2 separate regions of the Homo sapiens genome follow, and region 1 is linked to region 2. Evidence: read pairs that join two places in POLR2A ChIA-PET (ENCODE). Cell type or tissue: Panc1. All regions are shown on one strand. Links, peaks and the distances in the headings refer to the core of each region. The heading gives the core; the rest is flanking DNA.

The links. Peaks named below come from ENCODE experiments on the same cell type or tissue, not always from the same donor. Only the 100,000 strongest peaks of a DNase experiment are listed, where the experiment ranks them.
Region 1: POLR2A ChIA-PET joins it to region 2 with 21 read pairs; 4 of 35 experiments call an interaction of 5 or more read pairs at or near these places.

Annotation. Positions count from the first base shown.
Region 1 is chr16:4,157,287-4,172,627 of GRCh38, reverse strand. No RefSeq gene overlaps it. Among named protein-coding and RNA genes, the nearest start is that of ADCY9, 49 kb to the right of the region's middle. In Panc1, for the core only: no CTCF peak of the experiment used is centred there; no DNase peak of the experiment used is centred there.
Region 2 is chr16:3,980,580-3,995,452 of GRCh38, reverse strand. ADCY9 (adenylate cyclase 9) reads left to right here. Exons shown (of 11, transcript NM_001116.4): 4 at 1,943-2,047; 5 at 3,090-3,307; 6 at 6,357-6,459; 7 at 12,013-12,221. LOC124903633 (a long non-coding RNA gene) reads right to left here and starts at 3,323. Exons shown (of 2, transcript XR_007064956.1): 1 at 2,545-3,323; 2 at 1,129-2,411. RefSeq lists enhancers at 7,712-8,211, 12,482-13,004, 13,005-13,528. In Panc1, for the core only: no CTCF peak of the experiment used is centred there; no DNase peak of the experiment used is centred there.

The DNA of each region.
Region 1 (15,341 bases), core at 3,243-11,242, 170 kb before region 2:
CTAGTGTTACTGTGAGGTTGAGGGCCAAGCAGCACTTTGTGTGGCCTTCCTGGGGAGACATCCCTGTTATCCAAATATTTATGCTCTTTTCTCAGCCTGCATCTTCCTACTCGTCAGGAGTCCCCATTCATCCTTCAAGGCCCAGCCCAAATGCCTCTTTTTTCATGAAGACACTTTCTTCTCATCAGTTAGGATTATTGCTGTCTTCTCTGTTCCTCTGCAGTCCTTTGTTTACAACTTTATTGTGACATTTATTTTATCTCATCATGTGTTTAAGAGTGTTTTCATCAGTTCCACGAGATTGTGAGCTTCTTGTTAGCAGGGACTATATCTGATTCATTTCTTAAACTCCTGATGACTAGCCTAGTGTGTTATTCTGCTCAGAAAATGGTTGCTAAATGAGTGAACAGATTCTATTCTCTCTGGTATTTGAGTTCTAAAGAATCAGTTCTAGGCCTGGCGCCATGGCTCATGCCTGTAATCTCAGTGATTTGGGAGGCTGAGGCAGGAGGTTCCCTTGAGGCCAGAAATTCGAGACCAGCCTGGGCAACAAATATAAACAATACAAAGAATAAAATAATAAAAATACAAGAAATAAAAATAAAAAATTAGCAGGGTGTTGGTCAGGCGTGGTGGCTCACGCCTGTAATCCCAGCACTTTGGGAAGCTGAGGCAGGTGGATCACGAGGTCAGGAGTTTGAGACCAGCCTGACCAACATGGTGAAACCCCATCTCTACTAAAAATACACAAATTAGCTGGGTGTGGTGGCACGTGCCTGTAATTCCAGCTACTCAGGAGGCTGAGGCAGGAGAATCGCTGGAACCCAGGAGGCGGAGATTGCAGTAAGCCAAGATCACACCACTGCACTCCAGCCTGGGCGACAGAGTGAGACTCTTGTCTCAAAAACAAAACAAAACAAAACAAACCTGGATGTGGTGGTACGTGCCTGTAGTTCTAGCTACTTAGGAGGCTGAGGTGGGAGGATCCCTTTACCCAGGAGGTTGAGGCTGCATTGAGCTATGATGGCCCCACTGCACTCCCGCTTGGGTGGGTGACAGTAAAGTAATCCTAAAACCAGAAGGGAGAAGGGCTGTTTGTAGGGCCAGTTTTTGGCAGGGGAGCACATAGTGATATTAAAAGTCATTTTAAGTAGGACTTGTGTGGACACACAAAAGAAGGGTGTCGATCTTCTTTTGGTTTTGACCCTTTAAGACTAAAGGAGCAGCAGTAGAGTATGAGTGGTGGGAAGGCCTCCCCTAGTGTATGGAAAGAGCATTGGAATCAGAATTGGGGACTAATTCTGATCCAATCTCTGGTGACATTATATTTGCTTTGTTAATCCTATGAGATTGTTCTGAGAACCAAGTGAGATAAGAAAGATGTGAGTTCTTTGAAAGCTCTCAGATCATCAGCTACTAAGGTCGGCTTGAGCTTGGCCAATCTCCATTTGAATTCCCATCTAGTCCCAAGACTAGATCCAAATGGTAAAAAGAGAAGAACACTGTGTGACTTGGGTAAATCGCTTCTAGTCTCTGAGCCTCAGTTTTCTTATTTGTAAAATGGAGATAATAATCTCTACGCCACCTAACTTGTTAGGCTACTTAGGAGGGTTAACTGAGAATTAATATGACACTGCCTTGTAAATTATAAGGGTCTGTGCAAATGCTATGGATTTATTTTTAATTAATTTATTTATTTTTAAGAAAGAGTCTTGTGCTGTTGCCCAGGCTGTAGTGCAGTGGCGTAATCTTGGCTCACTGCAACTTCCACCTCCCAGGTTCAAGAGATTCTTGTGCCTCAGCCTCTTGAGTAACTGGGATTACAGGCACCTGCCACCCCACCTGGCTAATTTTTGTATTTTTAGTAGAAACAGAGTTTCACCATGTTGCCCAGGCTGGTCTCAAAATCTCGGCCTGAAGTGATCCACCTGCCTTGGCCTCCCAAAGTGCTGGGATTACAGGCATGAGCCACTGTGCCTGGCCTAGATTTGTTTTTTAATCTGTGTTTGAGGGCTCTGGATGAAATTTGCCAAGGCTGTTGCACATCTAGACAGTGACATCATATACATGTTATTGAGGTCCAGGGTGGGGCACAGAAGACAGGCCCAGAGTCATGGGGGCAGGGAAGAACACAGAAGGGAACCCCACCCACTGTCTGCCTGGAGAAGACCTGATTCTGTTGTCACTCATTTGTCTGACTTGAGGAAATTTGGTCTCCTCGTTTCCAAACTGCCACAGACTGCAGTGACCTCTGTGATCAGGGGGTACTTTGATTAAAGCTCTACAGTAAGGGTCACTCTAGTTTTTTTCTCTGTCTCCAGGGTTGAGCTTGGTGCATGGACACAACAGATATTCAGGATAAGTTTGTTGTTGAACAAATACAAGTAATGCATTTGTGAGACCTCATTCTCACTTCCTTTGTTTTACAAAGTCAGTTGCACATCAGCCTAAAAACCCAGGACATAATTCACAGAAATGGAGCTTGAAAGCATGACTAGCCAGTATTAATCAAAGGCCAAGCGGCTGAGCGGGCGTGGTGGACAAGCCTGTAATCCCAGCACTTTGGAAGGTCGAGGCGGGTGGATTGCCTGAGCTCAGGAGTTCACGAGCAGCCTGGGCAACAAGGTGAAACCCCGTCCCTACTAAAATACAAAAAAGTAGCCGGACAAGGCGGCATGCACCTGTAGTCCCAGCTACTCGGGAGACTGAGACGGGAGAATTCCTTGAACCCGGGAGGCAGAGGTTGCAGTGAGCCAAGATCACGCCACTGTACTCCAGCCTGGGCGACAGAGTGAGACTCTGCCTCAAAAAAAAAAAGAAAAAGAAAATGAAAAAAAAAAAAGGCCAAGCTTCGGAAATGGCATGTTACCATCCAGGCGCTTTGTGAATCCTGGGAAGCCATGAAGCCAGAGTCTGAGGGGAAAGGCTCTCTGTCTGCCTGTGGCCAGGCAGTTTTTGAACCCCTTCATTGGTCCTGCTGGTCATAGGAGCTGAAAGAAAATGGCTGAATCAGCAAATATTTATTGTGTGCTTGCTCTGTGTTGAATGCTTTGGAGAAGAAGAAGAAGGTGAAGTCATAGAGGAGCAGGGAATTCCCGCCGACAGGCAGTGTTTGCCCAGGGCCAAGGGAGTGGGAGATACCCAGCAACAGAGGACGGTACCCACTGGGGCTAGGAAGGCTTTCTAGACGGGGAGGAGATGTGTGAAGAAGACAAAGTTAGTCATGGAGACTCCCCTCTGCCGCCGAAATGTCTTCTTTTGGTAACTGGCCCCAGTTAGGAGACTGTATTAGTTTTCTGTTGCTGCGTAACAAATGACCACACAATGTGGCAGCATAAACCAGCATCCATTTATCATCTCACAGTTCCATAGGTCAGAAGTCCAGGCAGGCTCTACCAGGCCCCCCGCTCAGGACCTGGAAAGGCTGAAATCAAGGTGTGAGGGGGCCAGGCACTCATCCAGAAGTTCCAGGAAAGAACCCACTTCCAAGCTCATGGAGGTGGGGGCGATTCCATCCTTTCAGCTGTAGGTTGAGGCCCCCGTTTCCCTGCTGGCTGTCTGCTGGGTGCTGCTCTCCACTCCTAGAGGCCACTCTCTGGTCCTTTCCTTGTGGCCCCTCCATTTCCAATCTAGCAACAGTGCATCAAATCCCCCTCCTATTTTAAGTACCTGACTTGCTCTTCTGTTACCACCTGGAGAAAACAGTCTGTTTTTTGAAAAGAAAATTTCGGCTGGGCATGGTAGCTCACGCCTGTAATCCCAGCACTTTGGGAGGCTGAGGTGGGTGGATCACCTGAGGTCAGGAGTTTGAGACCAGTCTTGTCAACATGGCGAAACCCCGTCTCTACTAAAAATACAAAAATTAGCCAGGCGTGGTGGTGTGCAACTGTAGTCCCACCTACTCGGGAGGCTGAGGCAGGAGAATTGCTTGAACCCGGGAGGTGACGGTTGCAGTGAGTCGAGATCTCACTACTACACTCCAGCCTGAGCGAGAGTGAGACTCCGTCTCAAAAAAAAAAAAAAAAAAAAAAGTGGAATCCAAGATGATCAGCAAGTCTAGAGGATGGGGAAGAAGATGGCAGGATCATTAATAGAAATATAGTCATGCATCGCTTAATGATGGGAATACGTATGTTCTAAGAAATGCATCCTTAGGTGATTTAATCATTGTACAAGCATCACAAAGTGTTCTTACACAAACCTAGATGGCACAGCCTACTACACACCGATGCTATATGGCAAGCAATACAAACCTGTACAGCAGGCTACGGTGCTGAGTACTGTAGGCAATTGTAATGTAATGGTATGTATTTGTGTATCTGAACACATCTAAACATAGAAAAGGTACGGTAAAGATACTGTATTATAAGCTTATAGAGCCACTGTTGCAGGCTGGGCGTGGTGGCTTATGCCTGTAATCCCAGCACTTTGGGAGGCTGGGATGGGCAGATTGCTTGAGTCCAGGAGTTTGAGACCAGCCTGGGCAACATAGTGAGACCCCTGTCTCTACAAAAATACACAAATTAGCTGGGCATGGTGATGCATGCCTATAGTCTTAGCTACTCGGGAGATCGAGGTGGGAGGATTGCTTGAGCCTTGGGAGGTCGAGGCTGCATTGAACTGAGAGTGTGCCACACTGCATTCCCACTCCAGCCTGGGTGACAGAGTGAGACCCTGTCTCAGGAAAAAAAAAACACCGTTGCATACGCAGTTCATCATTGACTAAAACATCAGTATGCAGTGCATGACTGTAAATCCCAGGGCTAATTCCGTGGTGACAGGAAGGGCACCAAGTTTCTGTGTGGATTTCAAATATTCTGTATCCTCAGGCTTTGTTAATCCATGTCTTTTGTCTTCAGAGAAGTCAGTTCCATCAGCAAGGAGCCGTCAGGGCCACCCAGCTTTATGCCTTGACTCCTGGTTACTGTTTTGAGGCCTAAGAACAGCTGAGACCCTGCACGTGTTAAAATCCAAATGGGGTGAGGGTGAGGGGGTCAGAATCACCACCAGCCAATGTCAGCATCTGGAGCTGAATACAGAGACCCCTCTTGGCCAAATGTTCCGGGCAGCATCCATGTGCAGGTCGGGTTGACTTTTTGGACGCTGCCTAGGAGCTCACGCAGACGGTCACACTGCAATGTCGGTGGGGCTGTGAGCAGTCATGGCACCTCCGCAGCTGTTCCTGGGCCTATCTGCTGCAAATTAGATCATTGGTCATTCATATTTTTCCTTCCCTATCTCTCTTTACCCATTCTGTTTCCAACAGGTGATGATAATAAAGGTGGTTTCATGGAAAATATGGGATCTCTGTAAAGACAAGACCCCGATCTGCGAGTGTGGCTTGCTAAGTTGGGTAATTTATCTGTTGACACGCTTCTCAGTCACTTTTTCACCTTGGTTTCTCCAGATGGCTGGGGCTTGATCACTCAGAGGAGGAGGGAACTTCTTTGTGGTTCTGTTCTTGCCCATCTCAACACAACAGTCGACATCAGACACATAATCAAGAGCTTCAGCAGGAGGGATGGCCAAGTTGGATGCTTTCCATCAGGGCCATTCCAGCTGTGATTCTCTGTGCTGTGGGAATCTGGTTGAGAGGGACATCAGAGAGATGACAGCGAGGAAGGAACCTTTTATACTAGGTGTTAAGGGATGGCTGGGACTGGATTAAGTAGACAGGAGAAGGGAAGATCTTCCAGGCTTGGTGAGAGCTGAGCAAAGCCATTTGGGTTTGAATCAGCATGGTTTATTTACGGAGTGTGAGGCGGCTGGCTTGGACCATGGGAGGTGTTGCTTCTTAATCTAAGAAAATGGGCCAGGCGCGGTGGCTCAGGCCTGTAATCCCAGCACTTTGGGAGGCCGAAGCGGGTAGATCAGTTGAGGTCAGGAGTTCCAGACCAGCCTGACCAACATGGTGAAACCCCATATCTACTAAGAATACAAAAATTAGCTGGGTGTGGTGGTGCATGCCTGCATTCCCAGCTACTTGGGAGGCTGAGGCAGGAGAATTGCTTGAACCCGGGAGGCAGAGGTTGTGGTGCACTGATATCACGCCACTGCGCTCCAGCCTTGGCAGCAGAGCGAGACTGTGTCTCAAAAAAAAATAATAATTTTAAAAAAAAGAAAAAAAAGAAAATGACTCCCTGCCCTCCACTCTTCCTTCTCCCTTATATTAAAGCTTAGGATTTCTGAACTTTTGCCCCTTCCTAGGGGTCCAGATGAATTGTAGGGAACCACCCTTTCTGGCTTGGCGTCAACCTCAAGGGCACATCTGTGGGATGCTGTTTTCCCTTTAAGTTTACTCCTTGCCTCCCAGTCAATGTCCTTTCCCTTGCCCTTACCTGTTTGCTTTAAAAAGCACTATTTTTTTTTGTTGTTGTTCAAGCGATTCTCCTGCCTCCTGAGTAGATGAGGATTACAGGCGTGTGCCACCACACCTGGCTAATTTTAATATTTTAGTAGAGACGGGGTTTCACCATGTTGGCCAGGCTGGTCTCGAACTCCTGACCTCAGGTGATCCGCTTGCCTTGCCCTCCCAAAGTGCTGGGATTACAAATGTGAGCCACTGGGCCCAGCCAATTAAAAAGCACTATTTTTAACCAAGGAGCTTTACTTGCTTTGTTTTCGTTTTTGTAGACAGATGCAGCATTAAAGATGAATGCATTTGAATGCCATCACTGTCATAGTTCAACATTTGACCTCTCTTTGGCAACCAAACTATATTTTATATATTTTGTTGTTGCACATTTTCTAGAGGAGCATAGGAGGATGGGGCTCATTTTTGGTCCTCATGGCTTGGAGAGCTTTCCTCTTCATGCTGGTGGGCCACACTTGTCTGGAGATTCTTTCCTCTTCTTTGAATCTGGACTACAATAGGACAAATTAACTTCAGTGGTCATACAAGTCATGAAGAAATGAATTTAATAGTGTATCAGTTAGGATTCTCTTATGACATGTACCCCAATGATCTGGAAGTAGTTTAAGCCAAAGAGAATAATTTATTTAAAAGATTCAGGGACATATGAGATCTAAGGCCGGGAATACAACTGTGTCTCAGGAAGGGACTTTAAGTAGGAAGAGGAAAGCCATCAAGAAGCCAGGCATCCCCTCAGTGTGCTTGCTGCGACGTGCACTCTGTGCAGAGTGGCTGTCCCTGCTTCCAGACCACCCAGAAGGCAAGAAAGGGCCAGCCTGAGACCCCCAGTTTGTAATCCCCTTCATTCAAGAGAACAGCCAAGGCCGGGTGTGGTGGCTCATGGCTCATCCAAGCACTTTGGGAGGCCGTGGTGGGAGGATCATTTGAGCCCAGGAATTTGAGACCAGCCTGGGCAACATAGTGAGACCCCACCTCTACAAAAAATACAAAAAATTTAGCTAAGCATGGTGGCACATGCCTGTAGTTCCAGCTACTCGAGAGGCTGAGGTGGGAGGATTGCTTGAGCCTGGGAAGTCAGAGGCTGCAGTGAGCAGTGATTGTGCCAATGCACTCCAGCCTGGGTGATGGAGCAAGACCATCTCAAAAAAAAAAAAAAAAAAAAAATAGATCAGGAGACCAGCGAAGACTCAGTGAGGATCTGTTTGTCTCATTTCCAAATGTGTCCTGGAGAACCAACGTTAGTACAGTCAACGGTGATCAGTTTGGAGTCGCAAAACACAAACTCCGGCTGTTGAAAGCTTGGCTTGTAGGAGGGGCCCACTTCCTCCAAAGGGACCTGCTTCAAATATCCCCCCTGCTAAACCAGAATCATTGCTGTTGGGATGACCTTTCTATCTCAGAAGGAACTAGACGACTCTGTAGAGATGGTGGCGGAGGCGGGATCTATGTCTGGAAGGGCCATGTAAAAAACATGGACCTGGCGTGTTTCTGGTCCTTATCACTTCTGAGTTGTCCGATTTTATAGAAGAGGCCTTAAAAGATGTAAGATTTGGCCAAGAACTCATCGTCTGCTTCTGCTCCAAAACCACATTCTACTAAAAAAAGGTCCTTACACTGAATTGTTTGAAGGTTTTTTGTTGTTGTTGTTGTAAAGGATGCAGACTTAAAAATTATTTTTGGAAGACAGTTTGCAAGCTATTAGTAGAGAATGCTAAGAAAAAGCTTTTTGGGGTGGATTTGTTTAAACAGGCCCCTAACTGATGAGAGAATGGCTGTTTTCATGTTCCTTGAGAACCGTCGTCTTTTAATAAGACAGCATCGATTCTGGAGTCAGAAGACTAGATTGGGTCTCAACTCTGACACCGGGTTTGTGGCTTTGGGCAAGTTCTTTAATATCTCTAACTCTCAGTTCTAATTCTGAGAAATGGGATAAGTATCATATTAAAATCTACTTCCTGGTGTCAGGAAGAGTAGATGAATTAATGCACATTTATGTACTTGGCATTCTTCTTTGCGCTTAAGCATTCAGAAAATAGTCTTACAAAAATGATTACGCCTGTTTGATATTAGTGAAGAGTTAATGAGAAAAGATCAAATTGTGCTTGAATGTTAATTTTTTTAAAGCATATTCTGTGAATAATATTTCTTTAAAAAGCATTTTGCTAATGTTGTCTATGTTTAGCTGTTTAATAAAAAGTTATATTTGTATTTTTAAAAGGAAAAAAAGTGGGCGTTTTATGTGTCATAAGAAAGGCACCCCTTGCCTACACCTTTTGATGTGGGTCATGAGATTTTTTGTTTTATTTTATTTTATTTTTGAAACAGAGTTTCGTTCTGTTGCCCAGGCTGGAGTGCAGTGGTGCAATCTCGGCTACCTGCAACCTCTGCCTCCCGGGTTCAGGCAATTCTCCTGCTTCAGCCTCCTGAGTAGCTAGGATTACAGGCATGAACCACCATGCCCAGCTAATTTTGTATTTTTAGTAGAGACGGGGTTTTGTCATATTGGCCAGGCTGGTCTCGAACTCCTGACCTCAGGTGATCCACCCACCTCAGCCTCCCAAAGTGCTGAGATTACAGGTGTGAGCCACCACACCCAGCCAGGTTTTTTGTTTTAAATTATAATAAAGTACACATGACATAAAACTTACTAACTCGGCTGGGTGTGGTGGTGCACGCCTGTAGGCCCAGCTACTCAGGAGGCTAAGGCAGAGGAATCGCTTGAACCTGGGAGGCAGAGGTTGCAGTGAGCCGAGATTGTGCCACTGTACTCCAGCCTGGGTGACAGAGTAAGACTCTGTCTCACAAAAACAAAAAAGAAAAACCAAAAAAACAAAAAAATTTACTAACTCAAGCATTTTAAAGTGTATAGCTAAATGGTAGTAACAACATTCACATTGATGTGTAACCATCACCAATCTGTCTTCAGAACTCTTTTCATCTTGTAAAACTGAAACTCTCTACCCATTAAACCATAACTCAGCCGCGTGCTGCACAGCTGGGAGGTTGAGGCAGGAGGATCCCTTGAGCTCAGGAGTTCAAGATCAGCTTGGGTAACATAGTGAGACCTCGTCTCTACAAAAAGTCTATAATTAGCCAAGTGTGGTGGCACATGCCTATAGTCTGAGCTACTTGGGAGGCTGAGGTGGGAGGATCGCTTGGACCCAGGAGGCTGAGGCTGCAATGAGATGTGATTGTACCACTTCACTCCAGCCTGGGTGATAAAGTGAGACCCTGTCTCAAAAATAAAATAAAATTAACAATAACTCCCCATCCTCCTCTTTGGCAATCACCATCCTACTTTCAGTCTCTAGGAATCTGACTCTTCTAGGTAACTAGAGTCATACAAATGGAATCATACAGCATTGTCTTATTTCATTTAAGATAATGTCCTCAAGGTTCATGCACGTTGTAGCATGTGTTGTGTTGCCCAGGCTGGCCTTGAACTCCTGGCCTTAAGCTATTCTCCTACCTCAGCCATCCCAGTAGCTGGGACTACAGGTGTGCACCACCATACCCAGCTAGAATTTCCTTGCTTTTTGTTTGTTTGTTTGTTTTGAGACGGAGTTTTGCTCTTAGTGTCCTGGCTGGAGTGCAATGGCGCAATCTCGGCTCACTGCAACCTCTGCCCCCTGGGTTCAAGCGATTCTTCTGCCTCAGCCTCCCGAATAGCTGGGACTACCGGCATGCGCCACCACGCCCGGCTAATTTTTGTATTTTTAGGAGAGACAGGGTTTCACCATGTTGATCAGGCTGGTCTCAAACTCCTGACCTCGGGTAATCCACCCGCCTCGGCCTCCCAAAGTGCTGGGATTACAGGCGTGAGCTACGGTGCCCAGCCTGTTTGTTTCTTTTTTGGTTATTTTTTGAGACAGGGTCTGGCTCTTTCGCCCAGGATGGAGTGCAGTGGTGTGATCTTGGCTCACTGGAACCTCTGTCCCTCAGGCTCAAGCCATCCTCCTACCTCAGCCTCTTGAGTAGCTGGGACTACAGGTGTGCACCACCGTGCCCAGTTAATTTTTGTATTTTTTCTAGAGACAAGGTCTCACTTTGTTGCCCAGGATGCTGGTCTTGAACTCCTAAGCTCAAGTGATCCGCCTGCCTTGGCCTCCCAAAGTGCTGGGATTGCAGGCATGAGCCCCCACGCCTGGCCACAGAATTTCTTTACTTTTTGGCCAGGCGTGGTGGCTCACGCCTGTAATCCCAGCAGTTTAGGAGGCTGAGGTGGGCGGATCACTTGAGTTCAGGAGTTTGAGACCAGCTTGGCCAACATGGTGAAACCCCGTCTCTACTAAAAGTATAAAAATTAGCCAGGCGTGGTGGCAGATGCCTGTGATCCAGCTACTCAGGAGGCCGAGGTGGGAGAATTCCTTGAACCTGGGAGGTAGAGGTTGCAGTGAGCCGAGATCGTGCCACTGCACTCTAGCCAGGGCGACAGAGCGAGACTCTGCCTCAAAAAAAAAAAAAAAAAAAAAATTCTTTACTTTTTAGTAGAGATGGGGTTTTACCATGTTGGCCAAAAAAATAAAAAATAAAAGAATTTTTTTTGTATGTATAGACCACATTTTGTTTATTCATTCATCTGTGGATGGACAGTTGGGTTGATGGACAGTTGGCTATTGAGAATAATGCTAGGGACAGGGTATACAGATACCTCCTAGAGGCCCTGCTTTCCATTCTTTTGGGTATATACCCGGAAGTGGAATCGCTGATAAATAGTTCCATTATTAGTTTTTCGAGGAACCACCATGCTTTTTTTCACAGCAGCTGCACTATTTTACATTTCCACCAACAATGTACAAGGGTTCCGATTTCTCCACATCCTGGCCAACACTCGTTATTTTCTGTTTTTTTTGACAGTAGCCACCCGGATGGATGCAAGATGGTATCTCATTGTAGTTTTCGATTTGCATTTCCCTAATGATCGGTGATGTTGAGCACATTTTCATGTTTTTGTTGGCTATTTATATATGGGTCATGAGTTCTTGATTAGTCAGTGCTATATGATGATGCTATACGTAGTTGTAGGAAATGTCCCTAACGGGGCAAAATGCTATGTTTTACATCTCTAGAGAGAGGAAGTAGATTGGTGGTTGCCTAGGGCTGGGGCAAAATGAGAGTGACTAGTAATGGGCAGGGCCTCTTTCTGGAAATAGTAAAATGTAGTGAATTAGATGGTGATGGTGATGGCTATACAATTCTAGGAACATACTAAAAACCATTGAATTGTACACTTTAAATGGGTGAATTTTATGTTCTGTAATGTCTCAATAAAACTGGTTTAATATGCTTTTTCTTGGAAAATAGACCTAAAACAGTAGCAGTGATGGTAGCAAAGGTTGCCACTTCATTGGCCAACTTTACCCAGTAGGAGGGGATGTTCCACATTTTTGGTGAATTTACAACCGAGAGGTACTCTCCTTGGGAAATCTGGAGGAGTGCCCCCTTGCAAGCTTATTTCCTGGCCCAGTGAGAAAGATCAGTGACTAATAAAGCTAGAGGAAAGATCACAAATGATTTAAGTTTAGAGTTGCTAGAAGCACATTTTAGTAGAGTTTGGGGTGGAGGGTGTCAAGGCCCCTTTCCAACAGTGATACCACCAGAGACCTCAGGTGTTACCGAAGAGAACATCGCCCCTTCACACCTCCTCTCTGTCCTTTTCAAAATGAGGAAATGGCTGGGTGCCATGGCTCATGCCTGTAATCCCAGCAGTTTGAGAGGCTGAGGCCAGTGGATCACCTGAGGTCAGGAGTTCAAGACCAGCCTGGCCAACGTGGAGAAACCCTGTCTCTACTAAAAATACAAAAATTAGGCCGGGCACAGTAGATCACACCTGTAATCCCAGCACTTTGGGAAGCCAAGGTGGGCAGATCACGAGGTCAAGAGATCAAGACCATCCTGGTCAACATGGTGAAACCCCATTTGTACTACAAATACAAAAATCAGCTGGGTGTGGTGGCACATGCCCGTAGTCCCAGCTACTCGGGAGGCTGAGGCATGAGAATCACTTGAAGCCAGGAGGCAGAGGTTGCAGTGAGCCAAGATCACGCCACTGAACTCCAGCCTGGGCAACAGAGTGAGAGTCCATCTCAAAACCAACAAACACCCCAAAAAACAAAATGAGGAAATGAATCCAGAGACAAGAAATAACTGGCCCTAGGTTCATGGCCAATTAGCAGCAGAGCCAGAGCTTCTAGCTCCCTTGCCTGGGCAGCTTCATTTAAGCTCCACGCGTCCAATCTAGCCCAGCCAACAGCCTCTGTCGCCAGAGCATCAGCTGCTGATGAGGAGCGGGGATGACGGATACCAACCGCAGCCCTCTCCAGAGGGCCTCCGTCCACGTGCACCGCAAATGTCTGACTTTCCCCACATGTGGCTCCGGCGGTTTTTGTTGGAGCAGCTTTCTCCCCTGTTTGTGCTCAGCTGCAACACCCTTCCTGCACCATCTGGAACGTGGCTAGGGCTCTCCATCACTTTGCCCACCCGCTCCGCCATGTTCTGCTGCGTGTCGGCCCACACCAACGCAGATCTCCTAAGTACAGAGAGTTCTGCTTTTATTGATTTCTGATTGCTCAGGGAGGAAACAATGCTGCTTGTCAAGCTTCAGAATCCTTGCACATAAGTAGTGACAGTTAAGAACAAGTTTGCAAAATCTTCCCCTTGGTCTGAACTACGGGCCTCCTCTGCCTACACACAGTCCTTGGCCCAGATCTGCATAGGGACAAGGTCAGTGGTTTAAAGGGGTTCGATCCCTGGGCTACAAGGTGGGCGATTCTGTCCCCTCGGCCTCTTAGACTGTTCCTCTGCCACAGCCCTGATCTTATTCTCTGAAGTCAGGAGTCCTAGAGAGCTCTACATAGTCTTGGAAAGTCTGGCCTGTAACTCAGTCCTTGTGCAAAGGGGAGATACTCCATCCCCTCTCCTCTCCAACTTCTTCTTCTCCTTCTCCTTCTCCTCCTCCTCCTCCTCCTCCTCCTTCTTCTTCTTCTTCTGTTTTTTTTGAGATGCTGTCTCGCTCTGTCGCCCTGGCTGGAGTGCAGTGGTGCTACCTCTGCCTCCCGGGTTCAAGCGATTCTCCTGCCTCAGCCTCCTGAGTAGCTGGGACTACAGGCCCATGCCATGACGCCTGGCTAATTTTTGTATTTTTAGTAGAGGTGGGGTTTAACCACCTTGGCCAGGCTGGTCTTGAACTCCGGACCTCAAGTGATCCACCCACCTCGGCCTCCCAGAGTGCTGGGATTACAGATGTGAGCCACTGCGCCTGGCCCAACTCCACCTTCTTTTTCTCTCCTTTTCTTTTTCTTTCTTTCTTTCTTTCCTCTTTCTTTCTTTCTTTTCTTTCACTTTCTTTCTTTCTCTTTCTTTCCTTTTCTTTCTTTTTCTTTCTCCTTCCTTCCTTCCTTCCTTCCTCTTTCTTCTCCTCCTTCTTCTCCTTCTCCTTCTTCTTTTTTTGAGACAGGGTATTTATTGCTCTGTCACCCAGGCTGGAGTGCAGTGGTGCAGTCATAGCTCACTGCAACATTGACCTCCTGGGCTCAAGTAATCCTCCAACCTCCGCCTCCTGAGTAGCTGGGACTACAGGCGTGCACTACAACGCCTGACTAATGTTTTGTTTATTTTTATGGAGATGGGGTCTCACTATGTTGCCCAGGCTGGCATCTTCTTTTCATCTCCAGATTTTCTCACCCTTGTGACCAAACATCATCCAGTTAGTATCCATGGGTAATGCTGTCTCAAAGATGTGGCTATTTTCTGCATGCCACTATGATAATACAGTTGGCTCGTTCATTTCATTTGGAATACAAACCATCTGACAATGTCTCAGACCAGAAACCAGCTGGAGAAATTAGGCTGTTCCCAGGGCGGGAATCTCTTTCTCTTTATTTTACTCATGAGGGTGGCAATGAAAGGGTTTTGTTGCCTCTTGGCGCAGGGTGTGACGGGAGCAATGCACACGGAGGTGTCCCCGGTAGTGGCACTGACATTCAAAGGGAGAGAAATTCCAGGCAAGTTGTCACCCAGGAGAAACAGGGGCAGAGGTGCTCAGCCCAGTGTTTTTTTTTTCCACCTGGAGCTTCTTTTCATGACGATGAACATAGATTCAGGTTATGTAGGAAAGATGTCCCCAGAGCCTTCCCTGTCTTTGCCATGAACCTCCCTGCATTGGCCCCTTTATTTGCCTTTTTTTTTTTCTTTGAGATGAAGTCTCACTTTGTCACCCAGGCTGGAGTGCAGTGGTGCGATCTAGGCTCACTGCAGTCTCCACCTCCTGGGTTTAAGCGATTCTCCTGCCTCAGGCTCCTGAGTAGCTGGGATTACAGGCGCACGCCACCATGCCCAGCTAATTTTTGTATTTTTAGTAGAGATGGGGTTTCACCATGTTGGCCAGGCTGGTCTCAAACTCCTGACCTCAGGTGATCCGCCCACTTCGGCCTCCCAAAGTGCTGGGATGACAGGCGTGAGCCACCGTGCCTGGGCTGGCCCTTTTATTTGACCAAGAAAGAGTCCAAGAAGCAGCTATGCAGCAATTGTCTCCACTTTGTAATCAGAAACAACTTATCCCAGCCTCTGACCTCTGTTCTGGTCATACCCAATTAGTCCATAGTTCCCCATATCTCCTCTAGCCTCCATTTGGTAAACATGGTTCCAAGGTCCAAGACCTTGTCTCTACAAAAAAATAAAAACTAAAAAAAAATTATCCAGGCACATGCGTCTGTAGTCCTAGCTACCCAGGAGGCTGAGGTGGGAGGATTGCTTGAGTCCAGAAGTTCAAGGTTGCTGTGAGCTATGATCATTGCACTGCACTCCAGCCTGGGCGACAGAGTGAGACTGTCTCAAAAAAAGAAAAAAATATATGGTTCCATCTGATTGGATTCCCTTTGCTCTCTCAGCTCTTTGCCTAGCTGAGTAAGACCTGTTGTACTGCAACACTCTGTCATCTGGGAAGCTGGATTCGTTGGCTCTTTTCTGT
Region 2 (14,873 bases), core at 1-8,000:
ATTTCATTTAATTATTATTTTTTTAAGACAGGGTCTTTCTCTTTTGCCCCAGGCTGGAGTGCAGTGGCACCATCAAAGCTCACTGCGGCCTTGACCTCCCAGACTCAAGCAGCCCTCCCACCTCAGCCCCACAAGTAGCTGGGACTACAGGCACATGCCACCAGGCCAGGCTAATTTTTATGCTTTTTGTTGAGGCAGGGTTTTGCCATGTTGCCCAGGCTGGCCTCAAATTCCTGGACTCAAGCCATCCTCCCACCCCAGCTTCCCAAAGTGCTGGGATTACAGCCGCCACACCCAGCCAATTTCATTTAATTCTTAGCAACATATCTTCACTCTTTGTTTATAGATGAGGGAACTGAGGTAAAGTGATTTGAACAGAGTCTCCAAACTAGTAAGTACTTGACTAGGGTTTGAATCCTAGTTTATGAGAAATAAAGGCTTTGCTCTTTTTAGGGTACCTGTATTAAATCTTGCCTTCTCTTTTCTAGGTCCATTAATTCCTATAAACTTTTAAGTACGCCTAGATCTGGAAATCGTGTACCTTTGATTATTCAGCCCATCTTATGAGACTAGCTCACCATCACACGGAGCTTAAGAACCTTGGATTTGTGTCCTCGCATAGTTGGTGGCCAGTTTCTTTACTTAATAACAGCTTTGTTGAGATATAATTCACATACTATAAAATCGATCTTTTTGGCCAGGCACAGTGGCTCATGCTTGTAATCCCAGCACTTTGGGAGGCCAAGACGGGTGGATCACCTGAGGTCAGGAGTTCAAGACCAGCCTGGCCAACATGGCGAAACCCCGTTTCTACTAAAAACACAAAACAAGTAGCCGGGCGTGGTGGCAGGCACCTGTAATCGCAGCTACTCAGGAGGCTGAGGCAGGAGAATCGCTTGAACCCAGGAGGTGGACGTTGCAGTGAGCCAAGATCGTGACACTGTACTCCAGCCTGGGTGACAAGAGTGAAACTCCATCTCAAAAAATATTTAAAAATCGATCTTTTTAAAGTGTACAGTTCAGTGGTTTTTAGTATATTTAGCAAGGTTGTGCAACCATCACCGTGATCAATTTCAGAACATTTTTATCATCCCAAAGAGAAACCCTGTTGAAATACCACAAACCAGGTGGCTTTTAAACAACAGAAATGTATTTCTCAGGGTTCTGGAGGCTGGGAAGTCCGAGATCAAGGTCCCGGAAGATTCAGTGTCCAGTGAGGACCCGTTCCTGCTTCACAGATGGTGCCTTCTCCCAGGGCGAAGGGACGAGGGATTCCTCTGGGGCCTCTTTTATGAGGGCACTAATCCTATTTTGAAGGCTTGTCCCCCATGACCTAATTACCTCCCAAGGCTTTGCCCCCCAATGCCATCCCCTTGGGAATTAGGATTTCAGCGTCTGACTTTTGAGGGGGCACAAACATTCGAATCGTAGCAAACCCCACGCCCCTTAGCAGCCACTCCCCCTTCCTGCCCCCGGTCCCGCCTGGCAGCCAGGAATCTGCCTTCTCCCTCCAAGGATTCACCTTTTCTGAATATTTCACATAGACGGGATCACGTAATATCTGTGCTGTGTCTGGCTTCCCTCCCCGAGCATAATGTTTTCGAGGTTCACCATGCTGTGGCAGGCGTCAGTGCTTCCGTCTTTTTCGTGGCTGAGTAATATCCCATTGTTCGAATAGACCACAGTTTGTTGATCCATTGTTCAGTCAGTGAACATTCCCGGTTCCATTTTTGGGTCCTGTTGCGTTCGTGCCCGGGTTTCTGTGTGTTTCCACTGTCACTTTGCCCGTTGGCTTTCAGCTCATCCCCGAGCGGTTCTGTGTGCCTTCCCCTTGCTCACCACCATGCTGCGTGACGGCAGATGGCAACAGCGGACCTGCCTGAATTCAGGGTGGCAGTCGCGGTTTCTGGGTGTGTCCCCACAGTCTGTGTTTTTCTTCTAGACCTGCCCTTCGTGCGGAATCACATTTGCTCCCAAATCTGAAGCCGGCGCCGAGGGAGGAGCACCTCAAAACGGCTGCCAAGACGAGCATAAAAACAGCACCAAGGTAACAAGCTCATGGCTGTTGTTCCTGTCAGTTCCTCTCCTGGCGCATCCACCCAAGGTGACATTCCTGTCTTGTCGACTTCTTAGTTCTGAGAGTAACTCCTCTTGGGTAACAGCACTCCGCACCCGCGGGTCCTCCGGGTGTTGAAGAGACCGGCAGGGAGCTCGAGGGAGGGTCAGCAGCAACCCACGTGGAAACCAGCGCTCAGGGGCTGAGCTGGGCGGGATTCCTTTAAAGGCCAATAAGGGTTTAAAATGCGTGGATTCGAGTGCCGGGAGGGGATTTGTGGTACTGGAAGCTGGACTCAGTTTATGAGAGAATATAGACGGGCAGAGACAAGAGGGGGTCTTCACGGCGAGAAAGGCTGGGTGAAGAGAGAGGTTGGGAGTTAGGGCCGGTGGCAGGAAGGCTTTCAGGAAAACCAGACTTGGACACCAGGGCCAGGACTCAGCCCACCCGCGAGAGCCTGTCGGCGGGGGCTCATGCAGGCGACTCACCTGGGGCGCGGGCTCTCGTCCTCCATCTGCTCTCCATCTGCCAAAGGATTGCAGGTGCAGGTCATCCCATGCCTTCCCACAGCCACGGGGGACACCCACGACACGAGCCCGTTTCCATCCACCTTGCCTGTGCCCTGACAGCCCTGGACCCCTCGTCATACTTCTCCTGGACCCCCGACCCATGCACCCTGCTCCCAGAACCGTGGTTCTGGCCTAAGCAGACTCTGGGGGCCTCGGCTCCTCACTTTCCTCCCTTCCCCTCCACCTCCGCACCGACTCTTCCCATGTCTCAATGTCCTGGCAGCCTGAACACCCAGCGTTACCACTGGGCACTGTTGGGTAACAGGAAGGAGCAGACGGGCAGTCAGGGCTGGGATTGGAGCAGGTCTGTAGGCGCAGGGGGGTGGGGGTTCCTCGCAGGTCAGAAAGTCCCACGCCCAGTGCAGCAGCGCCCCGCAGCGGAGGTCGGGGTGGGACAGGCGTGTGTGCCCAGTGCCCGGTGCCACTTCACTTCCCGTGTCTGCGTCCTCTTTGTCTCGAGGCAGGCTTCTGGAGGACCTAATCCCAAAACTCAGAACGGGCTCCTCAGCCCTCCCCAAGAGGAGAAGCTCACCAACAGTCAGACTTCTCTGTGTGAGATCTTGCAGGAGAAGGGAAGGTGGGCAGGGGTGAGCCTGGACCAGTCGGCTCTCCTTCCGCTGAGGTTCAAGAACATCCGGGAGAAAACGGACGCCCACTTTGTGGACGTTATCAAAGAAGACAGGTACGACTGGGGCTGTCTGGGAAAAAGCAAAGGTTGCAGGCAGAAGCCTCTCTGCCTTTTTCTTTTCTTTTCTTTAAGACTGAGTCTCGCTCTGTCATCCAGGCTGCAGTGCAGTGGCGCGATCTTGGCTCACTGCAGCCTCTATCTCCCAGGTTCAAACGATGCTCCTGCCTCAGCCTCCCAAGTAGCTGGGGTTACTGGCACCCACCACCATGCCTGGCTAGGTTTTGTATTTTTAGTAGAGATGGAGTTTCATCATGTTGGCCAGGCTGGTCTCCATACTCCTGACCTCGGGTGATCCACCTACCCCACCCTCCCAGAGTGCTGGGATTATAGGCGTGAGCCACCACGCCTGGCTTTTTTTTTTTTTTTTTTTTTTTTTATAAGGACTAGGTCTTGCTGTGTTGCCCAGGCTGGAGTGCAGTGGCTCAATCTCGGCTCACTGCAACCTCCACCTCCCAGGTTCAAGTAATTCTCCTGCCTAGGTCTCTCAAGTAGCTGGGACTACAGGCATACACAACCATGCCCAGCTAATTTTTGTGTTTTTAGTAGAGATGGGTTTTTAACATGTTGGCCAGGCGGGTCTCGAACTCTTGGCCTCAGGTGATCTGCCCGCCTCGGCCTCCTAAAGTGCTGGGATTACAGGTGTGAGCCTGTGCCTGGCCTAATGGTAACATTTTTGAAAAATACAGGTCCAGTCCTTTTATCAAATATTCCTGAAGTTGGATTGGTTAGATTCAGGCTCTCCCTCTGGCCAGGCAGAGACTGCAGAAGGGATGCCGTGTCCTCCTCAGGGTGTCCTCTCCAGGGACACGCAGTGCCCGTCTGTTCCTCATTAGTGATACTAATTTTGATTAATTAGGCAAGGTGGTGCCGGGTTGTCTCATCTAGGGTTATTATATTCCTCTTATGACTAATAAGCAATCTGTGAGAAAATACTTGAAGATCTTGTACATATTTCATTCCCCATCAGAATTCCCTAGATTTAACATTCATTGATGATTCTTGCCTCTGTCTTCACTATAATGCCTCAAAGGGTGATTTTCAGCCAGGCGCTGTGGCTCACGCCTATAATCCCAACACTTTGGGAGGCCGAGGCAGGTAGATCACCTGAAGTCAGGGGTTCAAGACCAGCCTGGCCAACAAGGTGAAACCCCGTCTCTACTAAAAGTACAAAAATTAGCTGGGCGTGGTGGCGGGTGCCTGTCATCCCAGCTACTCAGGAGGCTGAGGTAGGAGAATCGCTTGAACCCAGGAGGCAGAGGCTGCAATGAGCTGAGATCGCAGCACTGCAACTCCAGCCTGGGCAACAGAGCGAGTCTCCATCTCAAAAAACAAATAAGAAATAAATGGAGCAGCACAGCTAATAGCAGTGTCGCTTCTGCCACTTGACTGCTAAAATGTGGCCTTGTGCACATCCTCTCTGCAGCTGCGTGGTTGCTCTTCCCTCAGTCCACACTCCCTGAGTCAGGGGAGGAGAGAGGGTCAGTGTCCTGGGACAGAATTATTTCTCTTCTGAGTCTGAGAATGTTGGAAGTTACTGGATACCTGTCACAGAAAGGAGAGTGTCCGCCGTGCTGCAAGGACAGGAAGGAACACACGTGATGAGCCGTACTTTGTGTGGGGGGCACATGAGGCACTTGACATATTTCACCTGATTTACTCTTTTTTTTTTTTTTTGAGACATAGTCTTGCTGTGTCACCCAGGCTGTAATGCAGTGGCGCCATCTTGGCTCATTGCAACCTCCATCTCCCAGGTTCAAGTGATTCTCCTGCCTTAGCCACCCGAGTAGCTGGGATTACAGGCACCTGCCACCAGGCCTGGCTAATTTTTGTATTTTTTGTAGAAACGGGGGTTCACCATGTTGGCCAGGCTGGTCCCGAGCTCCTGACCTCAGGTGATCCGCTTGCCTCGGCCTCCCAAAGGTCTGGGGATTACAAGGATGAGCCACCGCGCCCAGCCTCGTCTAATTTACTTCTGATAGTCACTGTATGAGGGAGAGAGGCTAACACAGCTATATTTGCTTTCTGAAATCATGTTAACGTTCCCTTAGTTTCTAGTAATTTTCTGCAGTATAGAAAGGATATTACTATTTGCTGGCAATTCATAAATGAATGAAAGAGTCATGGAAAGCGGGGTTGATTTCCCTGCTATTAAAATCACTGAGCTTTATCATTCTGCAGGTTTCACATGCAATCTGCATATGTGACAATAGCACCAAAATTACGCTAACTATAAACACAATTTTGTGATAACAACCTGTTAGCTTTTACGGTGGCAATTACTGTCAGTGCTCTGAATGACAGGACCGCCGGTTCTGAATTATGTTTTCGTTTGAAGCCTCCAAATCCATGTAAGTACTCTCAGCACAGTGATCTGCGTGTTCTTCACAAAAGATTGTTTCAAAGAACAGAAAAGCTGCCTTCATCTTCTCCTAATCCTAGACATTAGGAATGTGTTTTCAAAAACAAGCCTCAGCAGCTCACGCTGTCATCCCAGCACTTTGGGAGGCCGAGATGGGTGGATCTCTTGAGCCCAGGAGTTCGAGACCAGCCTGACCAACATGGTGAAACCCCGCGTCTGCTAAAAAATACAAAAATTAGCTGGGTGCGGTGGCAGGCGCCTGTAATCCCAGCTACTCAGGAGGCTGAGGCAGGAGAATTGCTTGAACCTGGGAGGCGGAGATTGCAGTGAGCCAAGATCGCTGCGCCATTGCACTCCAGCCTGGGCGACAGAGTGAGACCTTGCCTCAAAAAAAAAAAACCCCAAAAAACCAAGGTTCTGATGATGTGTGCTATAATCATGGTGGATGGTCATTCTTTAACGAAGGTGAAACACAAAATATGATTATGCTTTGAGGTGCGAAGGACTTTCCACAGATCTGTTTTAACAAGGGGCAGCTGAGTGGCGTCTGTTCCACAGGCGCTTTTAGACGCAGCTGTTGTAATATACCTAATGAGCAGCGTTTTGGTAGCTAATTATGATCTGAAAACATTGGCACAGTTATGGTGCTGGGTATTGATCGACTGCATTTGTTGTGTCTTCTAGCCTGATGAAAGATTACTTTTTTAAGCCGCCCATTAATCAGTTCAGCCTGAACTTCCTGGATCAGGAGCTGGAGCGATCCTACAGGACCAGCTATCAGGAAGAGGTGCGTTCATTTCTCCTTGCGCTTTTACTAAAGAATGTGTTTGTTGTTCTCACATGGTCATTCACTGTTAGTTTTGTGCTTTACCAAGGGATGGGAACACGAAGGCGAACATTGATTTCCCACACTCTGTAAACCCTAAGTGGCAACTGTACATGAAATGTCTCTTTGCAAAGGAGGAAAAAAACCCTTTCTTTAGTCCTTTGTCTTAAAGCGCAGCCTCGCCATTACTAGCCCCTTTCCTCTGCCGTGGCATCTCCAGGCTATCCCCAGCCTTGGAAGGGGCCCCCCCACCACAACCTGTCCTGAAAGGAAACCCCCAACCTGCCCTGGAAGGAAACCCCCCCACCTGCCTTGGAAGGGGCCCCCACACCTGCCCTGGTAAAGGAACCCCCCCCACCTGCCATGGAAGGGGTCCCCCACCTGCCCTGGAAAGGAACCCCTCCCCACCTGCCCTGGAAAGGAACCCCGACACCTGCCCTGGAAGGGAACCCCCCACACCTGCCCTGGAAGGGAATCCCCCACACCTGCCCTGGAAGGGAACCCCCCACCTGCCCTGGAAGGGAACTCCCCACCGACCTGCCCTGGAAGAGCCCCCGTCCCACCTGTCCTGGAGTCTTGGGTGAGACTCTTCTCTGTTGCCCTCCCTGCTTTCTTCCCCTGAGAAGGGCCCAGGAGGCCTTCACCTCTCTCTCTAACTCCGGCTCCATGTTCCCTCTCCCGCCCCCACCGCCTTAACCCCTTGTACTTGACTTCTCAGCCCATCACCCAATCCCACTTCCTCCAAGAAGCTCTCCCCGACTGCAGACTGGATTGTACTTCCCTTCATACACTTCCTTCTCCGTGTGTGCCCCATTTTGGAATCTTTCCGTGTGTGGTTCTGGATTCGTGTTCCTCCCTCCCTAGATGCTCAGCTCTGTGAGGTAGGACCCCCGTCTCTCTCCTCCAGCCCCTCCTTACAGCCTCCAGCACAGTCCCAACACCCATCTCTCTCCTCCAGCCCCTCCTCACAGCCTCCAGCAGAGTCCCAGCGCTCACAAGTGCTCCTTAGGGGGTTGCTGGAAGGAATAATACAAGAACCTAGAGCCTGGTTTGAATCCTGGCGGCTTCCAGACTGCATTCTCTCCTCTGGGCCCAAACCTAACCTCTGAGTGTTCCCAAGTCAAGAGTGGATGCCCTCCCCACCCGGAACAAAAGGGATTTCTCACTCTGATTCCCTTGGTTCCTCCAGCAGGTCTTCATTAAACTCCGTGGTGTCCTGGCTTGGGCTCTAGAGAGACCCTGGTGAGCCCAGTAGAGCCAGTTCATGCCTCGTGGGGTGGGAGGTGCCCCCTTCCGTCAGCCTCCAAGGGACAGTGAATATCCGTTAATGTCCCAGACATGGCTCCCGGAGTGGACTTGCAAGTTGGCAGTTGGCTGGTTGGTGGCCCGTAAGGCAAAATATCGTCTCATTTAATGCTCATAGCAATGCTGTAGGGAAGCTGATGATTATCCTCCTTTTACCAAAGAGCTGACGCTGAGCAAGGCTGAACAGGTGGCTGTGGTCCCATAGCCGGGGTCGGACACGAGTGGTCTGGCTGCCAAACCAGGCGTCCGGGCCGCTTCTCGCCCTGCACTGCTGAGCCTCCCAAACAGCAGACACCTTTGCCATGCCTTCCTCCAGGCACCAAATGTACGCTCAGCCTCTGCTCTGCCAGGGACTGTTCTTGGTGCTGGGGAAGGGGGAAAGACGTGGCCTGATGGGGAGCAGGAATTAGAAACAACATCCGGAGCTGGAGGTCTGCGAGTGCCCTCCCAGCACACGGCGAGGCACCAAGCCCAGGCTGGGGGCTCCAAGGGGGGAACTCCTGAGCCTGCCTCAGTGGGGGGACTAGGAATTAATGGAATGTGGGATGAGGGAACATTCTGGAGAGTGGGGCCAGCACCCACAAACGTTAGAGATACCAAAGAGCCTGGTTCGTCCAGGGAGTTGCAGGCGCATCCGGGGCAGGGTGGGGCAGGAGTGGCAGGACGTGGCAGGGGCCAGGTCACGGCTCCCATGCCATGGACTTTATGCCACAGGCCATGGGGAGCTGTTGAAGGATCTGGAACAGGTTGTGTTACAAAGATCACACAGCTCACACCTGTAATCCCAATTACTCAGGAAGCTGAGGCAGGAGGATCACTTGAGGCCAGTAGATAGACCAGCCTGGGCAACATAGTGAGACCCTGTCTCTTCCAACAAAAAGAAGAAAAACATGGCCGGGCGCGGTGGCTCATGCCTGTAATCCCAGCACTTTGGGAGGCTGAGGCGGGCAGATCACCTGAGGTCAGGAGTTCGAGACCAGCCTGGCCAACATAGTGAAACCCCGTCTCTACTAAAAATACAAAACTTAGCCAGGTATGGTGGCGGGCGCCTGTAATCCCAGCTACTTGGGAAGCTGAGACAGGAAAATCGCCTGAACCCGGGAGGCGGAGGTTGCAGTGAGCCGAGACCATGCCGTTGCACTATTGCACTCCGGCCTGGGCAAGAAGAGTGAAACTCCGTCTCAAAAAAAGAAAAAAAACAAACATGTATCAGCTGAGTTTCGGAGGGTGATAAGAGTGTGGACAAGACAGGAGGCCACATGACAGGTGGGAGGCTGTTACCGAAACTCAGGGCAGGTGGCCACAGGGTCCCGGTGGGGAGGAAAGGAGAGATGCCAGGACAAGGGAGCCTCCCAGCTGGCCCGCGTTTGGGGACTCATTGTGCTGGGGGCTCCACGTGGGTGCGTTCTTAGCCGAGCATCCCACCGCCCACAAGGTGCAAGTACTGGTTTATCCCTGGTTTTGGATAAAGAGACTGAGGCATGGACGCGTGGGTATCATAGCTAATCATGGTGGAGTGGCCTTGAGCCCAGACAGCCCGGCTGCAGAGCCTGTGCTCTGATGATGGTGGGACGGCCGCACCCGGAGGCCCTGGGATGTGGGTAGTGAGCAGGGCGGAGCCTGGCCCACGGTGCCCTGGCAGCCAGTGGCACTGTCCCTGGGTTTCGCCCATGGGGAGAGAGGGCGAAAGAGTGTCATGATGTGGGGGAGCGTCGTTCTCAGTGGGACTGGGACAGGTGGCACTCCCGGGATGCACAGGGGTGGGGCAGATGGGCCTGGGAGCCTCTGGCATCAGGGCCAGGGGTGGCCCAGAGGGGGAGGCTGTGGCAGGGACAGGTGTCTCTGGCAAGTAGCAGGGCAGGCAGGAGAGACTGCAAGGGAGGTGGAGGGAGGAGCGGGGCCTCTGGCAGCGTCCATGGATGGGGCAGTTCTACAGAGGAGATGGCAGCCCCAATCAGGAAAGGCCCTGTACCCGAGCCCTTGGCTTGGAAGGTGGGAGGTGTGGGCTCTCAGAAGGACGGCAGCCCACGTGGAAACCTTCCGGCCTCACATGTGGGCAAGGCAGTGATGTCTCAGGGACATCACATGCATGCACCCGGCCCTGACTCGAACCCCTGACGGGCACTAGATGGAGCCCCACAGAAAGGGGACGTGCGTGGGCCTCTGCCAAGGTGAGTGGGCATGGGCAGTGTCGCCCCTGAAATTCCTACACCTGGCCGGGTACAGTGGCTCAGGCCTGTAATCCCAGCACTTTGGGAGGCCGAGGCAGGCAGATCACGAGGTCGAGATAGAGACCATCCTAGCCAACTTGGTGAAATCCCATCTCTACTAATCATACAAAAATTAGCTGGGCGTGGTGGCGGGTGCCTGTCCTCCCAGCTACTCCAGAGGCTGAGGCAGGAGAATTGCTTGAACCTGGGAGGCGGAGGTTGCAGTGAGCCAAGATCGCGCCACTGCACTCCAGCCTGGCGACAGCCAGATCCCATCTCAAAAAAAAAAAAAAAAAAAAGGAAAAGAAAAGAAAAATGAAAAAAAAGAAATTCCCACACCTTCTGAGGGGATTCCAGGGCTGGGACCTGACTTGCCCTTTTGGGCACTACAGAGCCTCCAGCTTCCTTGGAGAGAATTTGGAACCAAACCCTAACCCCCAGGTTGCCCTGGCAGGGTCCAGCCTGGCATCAGGGCTGACTGGCAGCCTTGCTCCCACCGTCCAAGTGCCCCTCCTGCCCTCCCACCTAGTTCCTGGGAGTGGTCGAGGCACCCGGAGCTGGTTTGTCCCAAAGAACGCACACCGCACCCAGGGCTGCCAGGAGACCTTTCCGCTCCGTGCGTCTCCAGCTCCTGCCCTCAGCCCCGAGCCTGGCCGGGATGCTGAGTGGACACCCATGGCCTCTCAGGGGTTGCCAGAAGGTTGCAAGGCCAAATGGAAAGCAGCTGAACTGGCTACATCCCTTCCTCTCCCAACCACAGCCTCTGCCTTTGGATCCTACACCTTCCTCTAGGTTAGGGACACACTCAGGAGTCAACCGGTCCATGCCAAGTCCTGGCCTGGCTCCTTGTTCGCTGTGTGCCCTAGGGGTAGCCCCTGGCCTTGGCCTCCCAATCTGTACACCGAGATGGGTGGTAGTTCCTGCCTGTGGGGTGCCGTGAGCGTCAATGGAGATCGCACCTCCCCAGAGCCTTGCAGGGCCTGGGCCTGGTCACCTCTTGGACGTGTCAGCATCGTTATTTCTCCCCCTCAATTGCCGAACACTAGTGTGTGCCTCTCTAGTGTACTGGCCCCCAGCACAGAGCCAGGCCCCGTAGGTTCCCAGGCGATGATGTGCCACTTAAATCCCCGTCGGCCACTTCCGCCACGAAGCCCCGCTTTCGCACCTGCTGAACCTAGGACTCCGCCATGCAGCAGGACCGCCCTGCACATTGCTCTCGTCCAACTGCCTTACAGATGCAGGGACCTCACCTGCGCCAGTCAGTAACTCATCTTGCAGCTAAATATATAATGTGTCTATGAGAATGTGCTGGGTCATAATCAGTTGCTCTGTGACCCTGGCAGGGTTTTTTTTGTGTTTTTTTGTTTTCGGAAACGGTATAATTCTGCAGTGGTGTGATCATAGTTCACTGCGGCTTCAAACTCCTGGGCTCAAGCAATCCTCCCACCTCAGATCCCAAGTACCTGGGACTACAGGCACAAACCACTATGCCCAGCTAATTATTTTATTTTTTGGTAGACGGGGTCTCGCTATGTTGCCCAGGCTGGAGTGCAGTGGCATGATTATAGCTCACTGCGGCCTGAAACTCCTGGGCTCACACAATCCTCCTGCGTCATCCTCCTGAGTAGCTGGGACCACACTCACGCACTGCCATGCCTGGCTAATTTTAAAGTTTTTTGTAGAGATGGAGTCTCACTGTGTTACGCTGGCCGGGAACTCCTGGGCTCCAGCGACCCTCCTACGTCAGCCTCCCAAAGTGTCGGGATTACAGGCGTGAGCCACCGTGCCCAGCCCCCTGGGCAAGTTTAACTTCTCTGTGCCTTGGACTCCCCAGTGTTAAATGGGGTAGTAGAGGGAGACAGCCCTCCGAGAGCCTTCCTGCCCTGTGCCTGGCCCAGAGCAGCAGTGCTCCGCACGTGTTGCCTGTTTCTCCATCTGAACTGCGCTCCTGGCCGCCCATGGCCTCCCAGTCATTCTGCTCCACTCCTGCTCCACACAGGTCATAAAGAACTCCCCCGTGAAGACGTTTGCTAGTCCCACCTTCAGCTCCCTCCTGGATGTGTTTCTGTCGACCACAGTGTTTCTGACGCTGTCCACCACCTGCTTCCTGAAGTACGAGGCGGCCACCGTGCCTCCCCCGCCCGCCGCCCTGGCGGTCTTCAGTGCAGCCCTGCTGCTGGAGGTGCTGTCCCTCGCGGTGTCCATCAGGTAAGCGCCGCGTGGACTGGGTCTCCAGCTCTGAGCCGTTAGCTCCCTCTTCTGGCTCCATGGCTTATGGCTGAGCGGTTGGACTGGTCCCCAGCCAGCTGTCCCTGCTGGCTGATTTCTGGAGATGGGTCCCCGTGTCCTCCCCGAGCCCTGTGCCCCAGCATCCTCCCTCCCTGACGTTGGCCCAGATGCGGGGGGACCACCTCGCTGGAGGGGGCGGTGCCTCCACAGCCCCAACCGCTGCCAGCTTGTCCCCAGATTTCCAGGTTCAGAGACTGCAAAGGAGAAGGTGAGAAGATAGGAAACAATCTGGAGGAAGGAAAGGAAAAGACATGAGCGGGGGTAGTGGGCCTGGGACAGCAGGCGCCTCTTCAGAGTACCGGAGCCAAACAGCATCTCCACGCACTTGCCTCAGGCAGTGGTCTCTTGGATGTGACGCCAACAGAAGAAAGAATAGACAAGCCCAACTTCCTCAGAAGTTAAGCTGTTGCGCTACAAAGAACACCATCAAGAAAGAGAAAGAACCCACAGAACGGGAGGGAACACTTGCAGATCAGGCCTCGGACAAGGTCTAACATCTAGAATGGATAAAGAGCACACATAGCCTGATAATAAAAAGACAGCTCATTTTAAAGGGGACAGAGGCTCCGAATAGACCACAGGTGCGTCTTGGGAAAGCTGGGCCCTCGGGACCAGCCTGGCTCCCTGAGGGGGCTCGCAGCGGCTCTGTATTCCTGAGCAGGAAGGTGGCCCTGTGTGGTCCCCGTCCTGGGCACCACAAGCCCCTTGGGTGGTCCTGTCACCCTCAACAGGATGGCTGCCGGCCTAGCAGAGTCCCACTAGCAACGGTGCCCCGGAGCTGGGCTTCAAACAGACATGGGGAGGCAGCCCTGACCTTGAGCGTCTGCTGCCCTTATCCAACATCCCAGGGCAGAAATGAATGGCTTTGAGTCTGGCGTGAGGCGCCGGAATGCTGGCTTCTCCCATCTGGGGTGGGCAGGCTGGGATTCCTGCCCCCTCCTTCCCACCTGCACTGTACCCAGGACCCTTTCAGCTTCCTCCGAGGCCGCCATGGGCCATGCTGTCTGTGGCGTGTGCTCAGTGTTTCCCAGAACTCCCTGTGGGCTCATGCCCCATCACCCCCAGCGAGCAGCCCTCTTCCTGGCACAGCCTCCCCTCCTGCCTCAGTGCCCTCCTGTGCTTCTGGGGACCCCTCCCAAAGGAGCCGTCGCCTGCAAACCCTTTCAGGGTCCACTTCCCCAGAACCCAAACCAGACATCCTCAGGCCCCTGGTTGGTTTGTTTTTCCTCTTTAAAAAGATCAGCTTTAGGCTGGGCATGGTGGCTCATGCCTGTAATCCCAGCACTTTGGGAGGCCAAGGCAGGTGGATCACCTGAGGCTGGGAGTTCGAGACCAGCCTGGACAGCATGGTGAAACCTCATCTCTACTAAAAAATACCAAAAAAAAAAAAATAGCCATTCTTGGTTGTGGGCACGTGTAACCCCAGCTACTCGGGAGGCTGAGGCAGGAGAATCAACTTGAACCCAGGAGGTGGAGATTGCAGTGAGCTGAGATCGCACCATTGCACTCCATTCTGGGTGACGAGCAAAACTCCATCTCAAAAAAGAAAAAAAAGAAGATCTGCTTTATTGTGACATGATTTATATACAATAAACTCATTCAAGTGGACAACTCAGTGATTTTTAGCAAATTTGAAGAATTGTATGAATATCACCACTATGTAACTATCGGGCACCTCCATCACCCCAAAAAGAAACCCATCCTCATGGGCAGTCACTCCCCCAGGTCTGCCTTCCCTGGTCCACCCCCAGGTTTTCCTCTAATGTGGGTAGCTGTAGCGTCTTGAGGGCTCTGAGGCCAGCATTGTCTCCATTCCTTTTTACTTTCACCCTTTAGCTATTATTCCCTGCTCCTTCAGACCCAATTCTAAAGCATTGAGGGCAACCCCGGTGTAGACTGCCGAGGGCTGGGGTGAGGTGCGCTGGAACTGCCTGCACAGACATACTCCCCAAGGATCTGGTGAAGGTGGTGGCTGCTGCACCCCTGAACAGGCCTGTGGTGGGATTTGGTTCCATTTACCAGGAATCGTCAAGCCTGGGAGAGGCCCAGACCCTGAAAGGCTTCCCTGGCCCCTCTGAGGGCCGTGTTGAGGACCCCAGGTTGACGGGAACCTGCGCTGTGGGGTATACGGGCACCCCATCCCTTTCCTGTACAGGAGGAAAGCCAGGCGCCTCCTCAGTGACTGGCCCAGGCCCCGCCCGTTGCCTCCAGGAGGCTTCCTGCATCACCCTCTCTGCTCTGCCCCAGCAGGCGTGAGGTCTCATTTTCAGATCCCTGCAGTCTCAGGGACCAGCATGAAGGCCCCCTCCAACCTCACATCTTTCCCGCTGCTGACTGGGAACTTGGTTCCCTCTGTCCCCCCTCCTAGGGCCTCTGTATTCTGCATATTTGTGGTTATTCTTGGAAGTATTCCAAAGTCTTCATTATCCTTTAAATATCAGGAAGCCAGGGCTGTCCAGGACCCTAAAAGGGTGAGGCTGTGCCTGCGTCCATGTGGGGAATGGCTGGAGAGTGAGCGTTCCCTCGCCTGGCCACACCACGCAGCCAAGAGGGAGAGGCATGGTAGGTGTT